Linked DNA regions of Homo sapiens: regions 2 and 3 are each linked to region 1. Evidence: chromatin contacts called from ENCODE Hi-C or POLR2A ChIA-PET data. All regions are on one chromosome and are shown on one strand. Each heading gives the region's core, a stretch centred on a gene start or an enhancer-like site at or near the end of the contact. The rest is flanking DNA. Distances are from core to core; before and after follow the strand shown.

Region 1 (4,759 bases), core at 703-3,202:
TGAGAGTGTGCCACTGCATTGCAGCCTGGGCAACAAGAGCAAAACTCTGTCTCCAAAAAAAAAAAAAGGAAATGCAGATGAGAATTTGCTTGCAATGACCTTTCTGTATGAAATCATGATGAGGAAAAATGGCATCAGAAAAGTGATAAAAACTTTCCTTCATGTTGATCAGTCACGATAATGGATAATGACATTATGGTTTCTATTTTCAGCTTTCTTTTCTGCAGTTGTGTCAAGTGATTTTGTCAACATTGGTCTTCCTCATGGACTTGTGTTGAATAGCCAGGCTTCAACACAGTGGGCTGAATAGTCAGCTCATATTCTCTCCTAGGGAATGGATGAGCATTGTTTATTAACTTCAATTTTGTAAAGTTTCTTTTTGATGAAGCAATGGGTACAAAATGTTAGAAAACGTCTTCAACGTAAGTATAACTTTGGTAGAGTTCTTTCTTTTTTCGAGACGGAGTTTCGCTCTTGTTGCCCAGGCTGGGGTACAGTGGTGCAGTCTTGGCTCACCGCAACCTCTGCCTCCCGGGTTCAAGCGATTCTCCTGCCTCAGCCTCCCGAGTAGCTGGGATTACAAGCATGTGCCACCACGCCTGGCTAATTTTGTATTTTTAGTAGAGACTAGGTTTCTCCATGTTGCTCAGGCTGGTCTTGAACTCTTGACCTCATGATCAGCCAGCCTCCGCCTCCCAAAGTGCTGGGATTACAGGCATGAGCCACTGCACCCGGCCTCTCAGAGATTTTTAAAAATCCCATTTCACAGTACATTCCAGAATGGGCAACATTGTCGAGGTCTTTATTTCTCTGGGATCAGTTCTAGCAGTTTTTGATTGCCTTCACCGTAGAGAAATATTGAGTGAAAATGGAAACTCCAAGTGAAAACGAAAACTCTAAGTGCTGATGAAAGTAACTCAAGCTCTGTCTTTTCGCCCTCACAGCCTCTGGGCTGTAGCTGCTTATTCTGAGTATCCTGCTGGGACCTAAGAACATGAGACCCAGAGGTTTAGAGACGGAAACTGCACCTGAATGAGCTGGAGAGGTCCTGGAGCATTAGGAATTCACTCTCGAAACAGACGCTTGTAGCTAAATATGCATGTCAGGGCTGAACCGGGTGGGAGTTTGCAGAACTAACTTCTACATGTACAATATAAAGTTTATTAAAGAATGAATAATAAAAAGTGTGAACTTGGAGCTTCACATATATCATTAAAACTCAACAGTTAACCCTGGAAATATTCTGGAACTTGAATGAACAAAAGATCTAGGAACCTGGAAAACATCTCTGATGATGTTTAGAATTGTCTGTGCATGGTAATAATAAAAACACTGATTTATAGTTGGTCATATTGAGAGGTGAAGCCGGTTGGGCTTCTGGGTGGAGTGGGGACTTGGAGAACTTTTCTGTCTAGCTAAAGGATTGTAAATGCACCAATCTGCGCTCTGTGTCTAGCTAAAGGTTTGTAAACACACCGATTAGCACTGTGTAAAATGGACCAATCAGCACTGTGTAAAATGGACCAATCAGCGCCCTGTGAAATGGACCAATCAGCAGGATGTGGGCGGGGTCAAATAAGGGAATAAAAGCTGGCCACCATGTGCCGCCAGTGGTAACCTGTTCAGTATGCTTCTGTGTGATGCTTGTTTTTTTTTTTTTTTGCTGTTTGCAATCTTGTTGCTGTTGGCTGTTTGGGTCTGCCCTGATTGTAAGACACCCATGGCAAAGTCTGCAGCTTCACACCTGGATGAAGTCAGCGAGACGGTGAGTCCACCAGGAGGAGTGAACAACTCCAGACCCGCCACCTTTATAGAGCTGTAACACTCATCGCGGAGCTCTGCAGCTTCACTCCTGAAGCCAACGAAACCACGAACCCACCAGGAGGAACGAACAGGTCTGGACGTGCCATTTTTAAGAGCTATAACGCTCACTGTGCAGGTCTGCAGCTTCACTTCTGAAACCAGCGAGACCACGAACCCACCAGGAGGAATGAGCAACTTTGGTTGCGCTACCTTTAAGAGCCGGAACACTGACTGCGAAGGTTTGTGGCTTCACCCCTGAAGTCAGCGAGACCACGAACCCACCACAAGGAAGAAACTCCGAACACATCTGAACATCTGAAGGAACAAATTCCGGACATGCCATCTTTAGGAACTGTAACACTCACCGCGAGGGTCTGTGGCTTCATTCTGGAAGGTAGCGAGACCAAGAACCCACTGGAAGGAGCAAATTCCAGACCCAATATTATTGTAGAATTCTCTCCAGAGTGTGGGTGTGGTGGCTCAGGCCTGTAATCTCAGAGCACTTTGGGAAGTCAAGTTGGAAGGATTGCTTAAGGCCAGGAGTTTGAGTCCAGTCTGGGCAACATAGTGAGACCCTGTCTCTGCAAAAAATTAAAAAATCCAGATGTGGTAATGTGTGCCTGTGTCCCAGCTTTTTTGGAGGCTGAGGTGGGAAAATGGCTTGAGACCAGGAGTTAAAAGCTATGAAGAGCTGTGATCATGTCATTGCACTCCATGTTAGGCAAGAGTGACGACCCCCAACTTTTAAAATATATATTGTTGAGGCAGAGTTTCACACTGTCCCCCAGGCTGGAGTGCAGTGGCATGATCTTGGCTCACTGCAACCTCTTCCATCAGGTTCAAGCAATTCTCCTGCCCCAGCTTCCTGAGTAGCTGGGGTTACAAGCGCCTGGCTAATTTTTGTATTTTTAGTAGAGAAGTTTTCACCATGTTGACCAGGCTGGTCTCGAACTCCTGACCTCAGGTGATTCACCCACCTCGGCCTCCCAAAGTGCTGGGATTACAGGTGTGAGCCTGGCATAAATAAAATTTTTTAAAAGAATGAAACAATTATCTACAGACAACTTGTCCCTTCATGGCCTGCGTAGGCAGGGCCCTGCCTTTGGCATCGTCTGTCTGGGGCCAGCTATTCTTTGACGTGAGTTGGGGTAAGTGTGCCAGCTCCCTCGCTCCAGCACAGAGGGACTGATCTGAGCCCTGGCTTTCCTGGGCAGATGGAGCTCCAGCTGCCCCAGAGGTGTCTATGTCAGTAACTTGCCCCTCCTTGGTTGCTCCTCCCATCTCCCTTCCTCCCATACCAGTGTTTCCTGGACCACCTTATGAATCAAGTGCTTGCACTTACATCCTGTCTCAAGATCAGTTTTTGGGAGAATCCCAGTCAGGACAGTAGCTCATTCAAAAAATAAAAAATAAAAAAAAATTCAAAAAACACACAACAGGCCGGGCGCAGTGGCTCATGCCTGTAATCCAGCACTTTGGGAGGCTGAGGCAGGCAGATCAAGAGATCGAGACCAGCCCAGCCAACAGGGTGAAACCGTGTCTCTGCTAAAAATACAAAAATTAGCTGGGTGTGGTGACGTGCGCCTGTAGTCCCACCTACTGAGGAGGCTGAGGCAGGAGAATTGCTTGAACCCAGGAGGTGGAGGTTGCAGTGAGCCGAGATCATGCCATTGGACTCCCGCCTAGCGATAAAGTGAGACTCCGTCTCAAAACAAAAAACAAACGAAAACAACAGTGACAACAAAACACACAAAAGACAAGCCAACAGAATAACATCACTGGTCCTCAGACAGGTGGATGATTGGATAGGCAGGTGATAAGGAGGTAGGTAAGCAGGGCTTACCTGAAGCTCATGGAGCGGAAGTTCAATGTCTTACTTTTCTAATTTTCCTCTTCTCTGAGTTCATGTCTCCTTCCAACTCTCCCTCCCCTCCAGCCTCCACAAAGGGAAAACGAAGCCCCCAGATCTTGTCTTTTAAGCCCTCAACCTGACGTCGGGGAAAGAACTCTGACCTGTCTTTCCTCCCTCTTTCTGGCGTGAGAGGGCCACACTTGGTAGGGGGTATCCTCCTTTTCACAGCTAATAACACAGAAACGAGCTCCTTGTGCCCGTTGGGCAAGGGCCACAGGGATGGGCCTCAGCCCCCGGCAGAAAAGGCTCCCCAGCTCCCGAGGGAAGTTTGGGAGCAGCCCGGGAGCTCCCATGGGCAGGCAGTAGGCGTGACGGAAAGAGAAAAATCACAGCTCACACCAAGTAAGGCCTGTTGCTGGGTGCGCTGAACCTTTGGACAAAACTTTGTTTCACTTAGCAAACCTCCATAACAATGCTTTGAGGAAGCGATTCCCATTTTCAGACAAGGAAACTGAGGCTCAGAAGGCAAAGTCACCTGCCTAAGTTTCACAGGGCTTCGGGGGTGGAACACTTACCAGTAGGAATGCTGGCCAGAGCCCCTTCTCTGCTCAAACTCTGCCTGTGGCTCCCACGTCACTCCAGGTAGAAGCTGAAATCCTTTCCATGGCTCACATGGCTCTGCTTAATCAGTCCCCCACCCTCACCCGATTCCCCCTAAGCCTACCCCCCACCACACTGCCTATTCTTGTTCCTCAGATAGCCCTGGATCCTCCCGCGTTGGGGCCGCCATCCCTGTATCTGACTGGAGCTGGCTTCCCATGGAAGTAGGTGACCCGCAGCCACCTCCCTGCAGCCACCAGGTCTCTCCCCACAGGCAGCTTTTCCTTTCGGCCTTCCCTGGCCTTCCTGTTGGAGATCGCAGCCCTCCCACCCACTGACCTCCTGCGGCCAGGACTCCCTGACGTATTCTCCATCTATCTTACATGGTTATGTATTGGATATCTGCCTCTTTCCAGCAAAACATTGGCTCTGAAAGGGCAGAGACTTTTGCATGGTTTGTTCACTGTCATTTCCCCGGTGGCCAGAACATCACCTGGCACATAG
Region 2 (4,759 bases), core at 1,480-3,979, 700 kb after region 1:
GACCATCCTGGCTAACATGGTGAAACCCCATCTCTACTAAAAATACAAAAAATTAGCCGGGCATGGTGGCAGGCGCCTGTAGTCCCAGCAACTCAGGAGGCTGAGGCAGGAGAATCGCTCGAACCCGGGAGGCGGAGGTTTGCAGTGAGCCGAGATTGTGCCACTGCACTCCAGCCTGGGCGACGGAGTGAGACTGCGTCTCAAAAAAAGAAAAAAAGATAGCCAGGCGCGGTGGCTCACGCCTGTAATCCCAGCACTTTGGGAGGCCAAGGCGGACGGATCACGAGGTCAGGAGATCGACACCATCCTGGCTAGCACGGTGAAACCCCGTCTCTACTAAAAATACAAAAAATTAGCCGGGTGTGGTGGCGGGCGCCTGTAGTCCCAGCTACTCGGGAGGCTGAGGCAGGAGAATGGCGTGAACCCGGGAGATGGAGCTTGCAGTGAGCCAAGATCGCGCCACTGCACTCCAGCCTGGGCAACAGAGAGAGACTCCGTCTCAAAAAAAAAAAAAAAGAAAAAAATATATAAATTTAAATAAAATAAAAATTTCAACCAGAATCTGGACAAGTTCCACACACGTAACATTTTTTCATTTAGAACAATCTCCCTACTTACCCCCTGGCCACTGTCATTGACAATTTTGATGAACCAAGGCCAATTGCCTTATAAAATGTTCCACTTTCTACATTTATCTGATGTTTCCTCATGCCTAAACTCAGTTACAGTATTTTTGGCAAGAATTCTACATAAGAGATGCTGTCAGCCAGATGAGGTGGCTCATGCCTGTAATCCTAGCACCTTGGGAGGCCGAGGTGGGAGGACTGCTTGAGACCAGGAGTTCAGGAGCAGCCTGGGCAACATAGTGAAACCCCATCTCTACAAAAAAAAATTTTTTTTAATTAGCCAGGCATGATGGTTCGGGCCTATAGTCACAATTACTCAGGAGGCTGAGGTGGGAGGATCACTTGAGCCTGGAAGGTTGAGGTTGCAGTGAGCTGTAGTCACGCCACTGCACTCTAGCCTAGGCAATAGAGGGAGAGCCTGTCTAAGAAAAAATGTCACGAGATGCTGTCTACTTTACACTGCTTCGTATCAGGAGGCATCTGATGGTAGGTGATCCTGAGTTGGAGTACTGCGTTAAGGTGGTATGGGGGGCAGGTGCAGTGGCTCATGCCTGTAATCTCAGAACTCTGGGAGGCCAAGGCTGGCAGATTCCTTGAGCTCAGAAGTTCAAGACCAGACTGGGCAACAATGGTGAAACTCCATCTCTACAACATAATACAAAAATCAGCCAGGCGCGGTGGCTGATTTTCTCCCAGACTGAGGAGGGAGGATCACCTGAGCCTGGGAGGTCGAGGCTGCAGTGAGCTGTGATCACGCCACTGCACACCAGCCTGGGTGATCAAGTGAGACCCTGTCTCAAAAAAAAAAAAAAAAAAAAAAAGGTGGTATGGGGATCCACTTTTTTTTTCTTGAGACAGGTTCTCGCTCTGTTGCCCATGCTGGAGTGCAGTGGCAGCATCTTGGGGATCCATTTTGAACCTCTTCAAGCTTGTCCCACCTGAGGTCTGCAGCCACATGTGGCCCAGGACCACTTTGAATGTGGCCAAACACAAATTCGTAAACTTTCTTAAAACATTATGAAATTTAGGCAGGGCACAGCGGCTCACGCCTGTAATCCCAGCACTTTGTGAGGCTGAGGCAGGCAGATCACTTGAGGTCAGGAGTTCGTGACCAGCCTGGCCAACATGGTGAAACCTCGTCTCTACTAAAAATACAAAAATTAGCCGAGTGTGGTGGCACGCGCCTGTAATCCCAACTACTTGGGAGGCTGAGGCAGGAGAATCACTTGAACCCAGGAGTCGGAGGTTGCGGTGAGCCAAGATCACACCACTGAACTACAGCCTGGATGACAAAGTGAGACTCCGTCTCAAAAAAACAAAACTAAAACAAAGAAAAAAAAACTGAGGTTTTTTGTTTGTTTGTTTTTTGAGATGGAGTTTCGCTCTTGTTGCCCAGGCTGGAGTGCAATGGCGCGCAATCTCCACTCACCGCAACCTCCGCCTCCCGGGTTCAAGCAATTCTCCTGCCTCAGCCTTCCCAGTAGCTGGGATTATAGGCGCGCGCCACCACGCCCGGCTAATTTTGTATTTTTAGTAGACATGGGTTTCTCCATGTTGGTCAGGCTGGTCTCGAACTCCCAACCTCAGGTGATCCGCCCGTCTCGGCCTTCCAAAGTGCTGGGATTACAGGCGTGAGCCACCGCGCCCGGCCAAAACATTGAGGGTTTTTTTGGCGATTTTTTTTTAAGCTCATCAGCTATCGTTAGTGTTGGTGTATTTTACGTGTGGCCCAAGACAATTCTTCCAATGTGGCCCAGAGAAGCCAAAAGATTGGACACCTCCATTTATAGTATAAAATGAAAGCCACTAGGCTTTCGGCTCAGCCCCTTTTCCTTACACTGCCAGTCAGCTGCGCTCAGGGACCCGCAGTTCAGAGTTCAACACGGGCAGATTCCCTCTCTTCCTTGCTTGCTCCTGCCAGCCGCAGCCGTGGGCCAGTACAGCATGGCCCGGCCCCGCCCCGGCTCTTTCCAGAGGTCCGCAGCCTGGCCGGCCCAGCGGGCGGAACCGATAGTGTCTGGCACTTGGCTCGCCCGGACTCTGAATCCTGGAGCACCAGGCGCCCACGAGAACGCTGTTCTCTTTGGCTTCCGGGCGCACGCTACTCTGTCGCCGCCGTCAGACCGGAATTGCCGGTGCCGCCGCCACCGCTGTCTGTGCGCCCACCTCTGCTGCTACCATGGGGATCTTAGAGAAGATCTCGGAGATCGAGAAGGAGATCGCTCGGACACAGAAGAACAAGGGTGAGGGCCGGCCGGGCGGGGCCTTCCTTTCTGCCTGCCTCAGTTTTCCTGTCTGTAAAATGGGGGAACAACTCCAGCAGTAATGCTGGGGCAAGATCCGAGGCCGCGGAGAAGTTGCCAGACAAGTGCCGAGGCCGCCCTGCGCGCCCAAGGCAGGGCCAGGCGGGAGCGGGTCTCACGCCCAGGTCTGACTGCAAACGTACCCCAAGAGATCTGGTCAGTCCCAGACCGTGTGCCCGAGTAGAGTAGTCCCAGCTCACAGAGCAAGCATCTGACCCAGAGAGAGGCGGAGCTGGGGTTCAAACCTCAGTCTCCTGATGGCTGGGCCTGGGGCCTGGGTCTACTCTGTTGTTTTGGGAAGTGCAAGAGGAGACCTCTCAGGAACAGCCTCACCCAGCAGCTGAGAGCCCATTGGAGCAAGGGAATCAGGACTCTGGAGTCTGGAAGGCCTGGGTTTGAGCCCCAGGTCCACCACGTACCTTCTGTAAAACATTGGAAAGTCACTTCATTTCTTGGAGTCTCAGTGTCCTCATCTGTAAATGGGGTAATACTCCCCTGCTCCATCTTAGTACACAGCTGAGTTAAATTAGATGGCCTTTACAAAGCACTGGGCACATGGTGAGCACTCAGTATTTAAAGTAAACACCCCAACATAGATAATACATAATGAAGCCTCAAATCTGGACTTTAGAATGTAAGGGCTGGAGGAGCTCACAGAAGAGAGGTGAGGAGAGAACGATGACACCAGGACAAAGTGGGACTTGAGCTGGTTGTTGGAAGGGTATCCCAGGTGGGGGCCACTGCTGAGACAAAGACATGGGAGTGAGCATGGTATGTTCATGGGACAGTGAGAACAATCTAGATCAGAAGGGGGTTATGGAAGAGTAATGGGAGATGCAATTGGCCAGGCTAGTGGCTAGCCATTCAGGCTTGTGGGAGCAGGAAGCAAGCAACACTAGATAGCTGGTCCCAGTGTCTGCCCTCCCTTGGTTCCATTTAGGTTTGAAGGCCAAGGAGTTGAGGGCCCTCTATGACTCATTCCTTCTGTAAATCTTTTTTGTTTGTTTGTTTGAGACAGTCTTGTTCTGTCACCCAGGCTAGAGTGCAGTGGTGCCATCTGGGCTCACTGCAACCTCTGCCTCCCAGGTTCAAGCGATTCTCCTGCCTCAGCCTCCAAATAGCTGGGATTACAGGCACGTGCCACCACACCCGGCTAATTTTTGTATTTTTTTAGTAGAGAGGGGGTTTTGCCATGTCGTCCAGGCTGGTCTCAAACTCCTGACCTCAGGTGATCCACCCGCCTCGGCCTCCCAAAGTGCTGGGATTACAGGCATGAGCCACCGTGCCTGGCCGATCTTTCCTGAGCCTTTACTATGTGCTAGGCACTGTGGTTAAAGCAGTGAACACAGCAGGCATATCCCAGCCCTTGGATCTGATCTTCTAGTTGACGGTCTGAAAACTAGAAATCAAATAAATAAGATAATGTCAGCCAGCAATATGTGCTATGAAGACAAACCAGGGTGATACAGCAGAATATTGGGGGTGGGGAGGGACTGGGGATTGGGTCTGCTTAGGTGGAGTGATAGAGAAGACCACCATGAGGATGGGGCATTTGAACTAAGACCTGATTGAAAAGAAGGAACCGGTCACGCAAACATCTGGGGGAAGAGGGTTCCTGGCAGAAAGAGCAGCTAGTGCAAAGGCCCTGAGGCAGGAACAAACTTGGCTGTTTACAGGTCAACAGGACTGGGGCTGGGGTGCAGTGATGGGACAGGAGGGGGTTGATCATGCAGAGCCATAGGTCATGGGAAAGACTCTGGGTTGTGTTCTAAGGCAGTGGGAGCTGGTGCAGGGTGTTAAGCAGGGGAGGGGCTATTCTGACTTCTGTCT
Region 3 (4,759 bases), core at 637-3,136, 570 kb after region 1:
GCACTGCTGGGGGAATGGCACACCCTCCGCAGCTGCTGGCCTGGATGCTAAGCCCCTCACTGCCCGGGGCCTGCGGTGCTGGGCCCGCTGAGCTCACGCCCACCCAGAACTCGCGCTGGCCCGCAAGCGCCACGCGCAGCCCGGTTCCCGCCCGCGCCTCTCCCTCCACATCTCCCTGCAAGCTGAGGGAGGCGGCTCCGGCCTCGGCCAGCCCAGGGAGGGGTTCTCACAGTGCAGCGGCGGGCTGAAGGGCTCCTCAAGCACAGCCAGAGAAGGCATCGGGGCTGAGGAGGCGCCTGAGAGCGAGCAACGGCTGCCAGCACGCTGTCACCTCTCAAGAGTACAGTGGCACAATCATAGCTCGCTGCAGTCTCCACCTCCTGGGCTCAAGCAATCCTCCTGCCTCAGCCTCCAAAGTAGCTAGGACTACAGGGAGTAGCACTACCACACCCAGCTAATTTTTAAATTTTTTGTAGAAACAGGGTCTTGCTATGTTGCCCAGGCTGGCCTCAAATTTTTGGCCTCAAGCAATCCTCCTGCCTTGGCCTCCCAAAGTGCTGGGATTACAGGCATGAGCCACCACTCCCTTATACAGCCTTTCAAAATGGCAGGTAGAGAAAACAATGCATATGATTCTTCTTCAAAATATCACTGGGATTCAACACAAAAGAGCATATACTGTATGACTCCACTCATGAACTTCTAGAAGAGATAAAAGATCAGTGGTTCCCTCTGCAGTGTGTTGGAGGAGAGGATTAACTGGGAAGGGACCTGAGGGAGCTTTCTGGGGTGAGGTTGACAGTGCGTATCTTGATGGGGTAAGGTGACAACATGTAAGCATGTGTCAAAATTATAACAAAATGTATGCATTTTACTACAAGTAAACTACCTCAGTGAAAATCATTAGAAGGCAAATATATATACATTTACACAAAATATATATAAAGTATAACATATTTATATAAAATATATATAAAATATGTATATGTATATATTTACCTGTGTGCATGTATTTACATGTGTGTATATACTTACATATCACAGGCTATACACACACACACGTACACACACATATGATTCATAGGTATGTACAGTCTCTTATGGAAAGCTGTAAGTCTTAAGAAAAACTAGGCCAGGCGTGGTGGCTCACGACTGTAATCCCAGGCCGAGGTGGGCGGATCATGAGGTCCGGAGATCAAGACCATCCTGGCTAACACGGTGAAACCCCGTCTCTACTAAAAATACAAAAAATTAGCCGGGCGTGGTGGTGGGCGCCTGTAGTCCTAGCTATTCAGCAGGCTGAGGCAGGAGAATGGTGTGAACCCAGGAGGTGGAGCTTGCAGTAAGTCGAGATTGTGCCACTGCACTCCAGCCTGGGCAACAGAGCAAGACTCTGTCTCAAAAAAAAAAAAAAGAAAAGAAAAACTAAAAGCCACTTTGATTTGGGCCTTAAGCTTTAGGTCTGAAATGAACTTGGAAAGCTTGTTCAACCTCTGTTCTTCAAAACAAACGAACGAACAAACCATGCTCTTCAAATGAGTAACTGACAGGATGTGCCCCACCCAAAGTCTCACAGCAAATCAGCAGCAGAGCAGTGAACAGTCCCAGACTTTCCCAGTCCTAGCCTGGGATTGGTTTCTCTGGTCTGGACCAGTGCCAGAAAAAGTAGATAAAACAGAAGACCATTGGTGATTTTATGAGCTAATTTCATTTAAACCATCAAATCTAGAGCTAAATAGTACCCCCAACCAAGCCCAGTCAAAAACAGGAGACTAACTTTCAAACAATAAAATGTATTTACCTTCATGAGGCTGAGTTGAAAATTTCCACTCCATTAAAATGACAGACTTACTACCCCATGCTTACCCTCCCTGCCCATATACAAATATCTAAATGACTGGCAAGAGGCTGTGAGCTAAATAGGAAGACATGTAAGAGTCATAAAACTGAGTCACTGTGGGACCTTGGCAAGTCTCCTACTGTGATACAGTAAGAAATATATATTTGGTCTTTGTCCAGGTTCCTGGCACACCTCACCCAAAACCCCTGGAATCTCCTGAGAGATAAGTGTCTTTTGTATGCTAATGAGATTGGGGCTCCCTAGCCAGAAAGACCAAGGTACATTTCAGTGTTGGAACTTTTAGCCGTACCCTCATCCCACCTTACCTCCGGAAAGGGGAGAGGGACTAGAGGTTGAGTTATTCACCAATGGCCAGATTTAATCACTCATGCCCACATAATGAAACCTCCATTAATACCCCTAAACGATGGGGTTCAAAGAACTTCCAAGTTGAACACATAAAGGTGCTGGGAGGCTGGCACAGAAGTTCTCTGCCCCTTCCCCACACCTTGCCCGATGAATCTCTTCCATTTGGCTGTTGCTGAGTTATATCCTTTGTCACGAAAATGTAAGTAAAGTGTTGTCCTGAATTTTGTGAGCCATTCAAGCATATGATCAAACATGGGGAAGGCATCACGGGAATCCCCAATTTATAGCCGGTCATGGGAAGTACAGATGGTAACCAGGAACTTGTGACTGGCATGTGAAGTGGGGGCAGTCTTGTGGGACTGAGCCCTTAACCTCTGGGGTCCGCACCAGCTCCAGGTAGTTAGTGTCAAAACTGAATTCAATTGTAGGACATCCATTTGATATCAGAAAAAAGACAAAAACAACAAAAAAATCCCTGCACATTTGCTGTCAGAAATGTCATACATCACAGACACCCTCTCTGGCCTTGTTTCCACAACCTGCAAAAATTAGAGGGTTGGACCAAATACCACTAAGACCCTTTCAACTAGAGTCTTCTGATTCTTTGAATTGCTGGTTTAAGAATTTCCACAGTTAGCATAGGAGACTCTCGCTCTCTGGAAGCCACTAGCAAATTCAGCTTTCAAACCCCAAGCAACATCATTTCTCAGGCCTCATTTCCTATTTCGACTAATGACGTGCCAGAAATCTGTGTGATTTCTCCTTTGAGGAGCAGCAAAAAAAACTCCACAGTGTCCTATTACAGGACCCAGTTCTTGTCCCCAGCTCTCAAAGACAGCCCAATTCTCTGAGATGAAAGAATCAGTCTCTCTCCATTACACTCAATTTTAAACCAAAACCCGAAACAGAATTTTTGACATGCCTCCCAGACTACAAGGCTTATGCTTCATTAATGATTAAAAGAGCAGCTGGTGATGTCTTAAAAGCAAGTTGGTCAGTTAGACAATTTAGCATGTGTTTAAATTCCGTCTTTTCCTCCATCCATCACTGTAGTTCTAAGGCAAATCCAAAGAGAAAGTAAAATACACAGGTCTTCCATTACTAAGAAGTGCCTCAGCGAGGATATAAGAAAGCACGTCCTTTGAGGAAATTCTCAGAAAACTTACTGGTATGAAGAGGACACTTGTACACTGAGTTACAGGAGGAAAACTGAAACTGAGTACATAATTTACAATACTAGTGTAGGTCTGGATTTAAGACAACTATTACTAGATTTTTCAGCTACCAAGTTCATTCAGGCATTCATTCACTCAATCCCACAAACAATACTAAGCTCTCTGGTTTAGTGGTTAAGAGCACCAGCTCTGCTGCCCACAGACCTGGGTTCAAATCCCTGCTCTGCCACTGATAATCCACAGACCTTGAGGAAGGTACTTGACTTTTTTTTTTCTGAGACAGGGTCTCTGGCTCTGTCAACCAGACTGGAGTGTAGTGGCACAATCTCAGCTCACAGCAACCTCTGCCTCCTGGGCTCATGCCATCTTCCCACCTCAGCCTCCTCCCAAGTAGCTGGGACTACAGGTGCATGCTACCATGCCCAGCTAATTTTTGTATTTTTTTGTAGAGACGGAATTTCGCCATGTTGCCCAGACTGGTCTCGAACTCCTGAGCTCAAGTGATCCTCCCATCTTGGCTGCCCAGAATACTAGTATTACAGGCATGAGCCAGTGAGCCCAGCTGGTTATTTCACTTCTAAGCCTTAGTTTCCTAGTCTTTTAAAATATGACTGACAGGCCTGGGTGACACAGTGAGAGTCTGTCTCCAAAAAAACAAAATAGAGTGATAATACCTGCCTTACAGAATTGTTGTGGGAATTAAAGAAAAGAATGCATGTAAACTACATAACCCAGTACCTAGTAAGGAGAGACATTCTGACTGCTACTAATAGCACCATCCTTATCTTTAAGGCATTGTGTTAGATTCGACTGAAAGATAAGGGCATGACACGGAAGGTACAAGCAACAAAAGAAAAAGTAGAGAAACTGGACTTAAAACTTTTGTGCATTAAAGGACACTATAAACAGAGTATAAAAAGGCAACCCACAGAATGGGAGAAAATATTTGTAAATCACATGTCTGATAAGAGATTAATATTCAGAATATATAGAGAACTCCTAAAACCGAACAACAACAAAACCCAATTAAAAACTAGGCACAGGACTTGAACAGACATTTCTCCAAAGAAGACATACAAATGGCCAACAAGCACATGAAAAGATGCTCAATATCACTAATCATGAAGAAAATGCAAATCAAAACCACAATGAGACACCAATTCATACCCATTAGGATGGCTACTATAAAGAAAAAAAAATGAACCAAGTGCAGGGGTTCACGTCCTATAATCCCAACACTTTGGGAGGCCAAGATGGGAGGATCACCTGAGTCCGAGAAGTCCAGGAGTTTAAGACTAGTCTGGGATACATGGGGAGGCCTTGCCACTACAAAAAAATAATTTTTTTTTTAATTGGCTGGGAATGGTGGTGCATG

What was found. Hi-C counts contacts between places; a loop is a spot of excess contacts on that map. ChIA-PET counts read pairs that join two places held with the same protein, here RNA polymerase II (POLR2A). Pooled maps may share reads with other maps.
Region 2: a pooled map shows a loop between it and region 1 (4-fold over the local background). The contact joins the promoter of DRG2 here to the enhancer-like site in region 1. A Hi-C loop is called at or near these places in 2 of 50 pooled maps. POLR2A ChIA-PET finds 5 or more read pairs at or near these places in 2 of 52 experiments (AG04450 and naive thymus-derived CD8-positive, alpha-beta T cell).
Region 3: a map of ovary shows a loop between it and region 1 (2.9-fold over the local background). The contact joins two enhancer-like sites. A Hi-C loop is called at or near these places in 1 of 168 maps with a recorded cell type or tissue (ovary) and 2 of 50 pooled maps. POLR2A ChIA-PET finds 5 or more read pairs at or near these places in 1 of 52 experiments (CD8-positive, alpha-beta memory T cell).

The regions. Positions count from the first base shown.
Region 1 is chr17:17,390,204-17,394,962 of GRCh38, forward strand. No RefSeq gene overlaps it. Among named protein-coding and RNA genes, the nearest start is that of MED9, 84 kb to the right of the region's middle. RefSeq lists an enhancer at 1,832-2,061. Within about 2 kb of position 1,953, at least 2 of the 41 ENCODE cell types and tissues checked have a DNase peak (open chromatin) inside an H3K27ac peak, as active enhancers do.
Region 2 is chr17:18,085,219-18,089,977 of GRCh38, forward strand. It overlaps DRG2 (developmentally regulated GTP binding protein 2), which reads left to right and starts at 2,730. Exons shown (of 13, transcript NM_001388.5): 1 at 2,730-2,869. The coding sequence starts at 2,806. RefSeq lists enhancers at 2,388-2,547, 2,613-3,114, 2,738-3,057, 3,108-3,157, 3,115-3,614.
Region 3 is chr17:17,956,690-17,961,448 of GRCh38, forward strand. The region is part of intron 1 of TOM1L2 (target of myb1 like 2 membrane trafficking protein); the gene reads right to left. Among named protein-coding and RNA genes, the nearest start is that of TOM1L2, 13 kb to the right of the region's middle. RefSeq lists a silencer at 1,605-1,654. Within about 2 kb of position 1,887, at least 22 of the 41 ENCODE cell types and tissues checked have a DNase peak (open chromatin) inside an H3K27ac peak, as active enhancers do.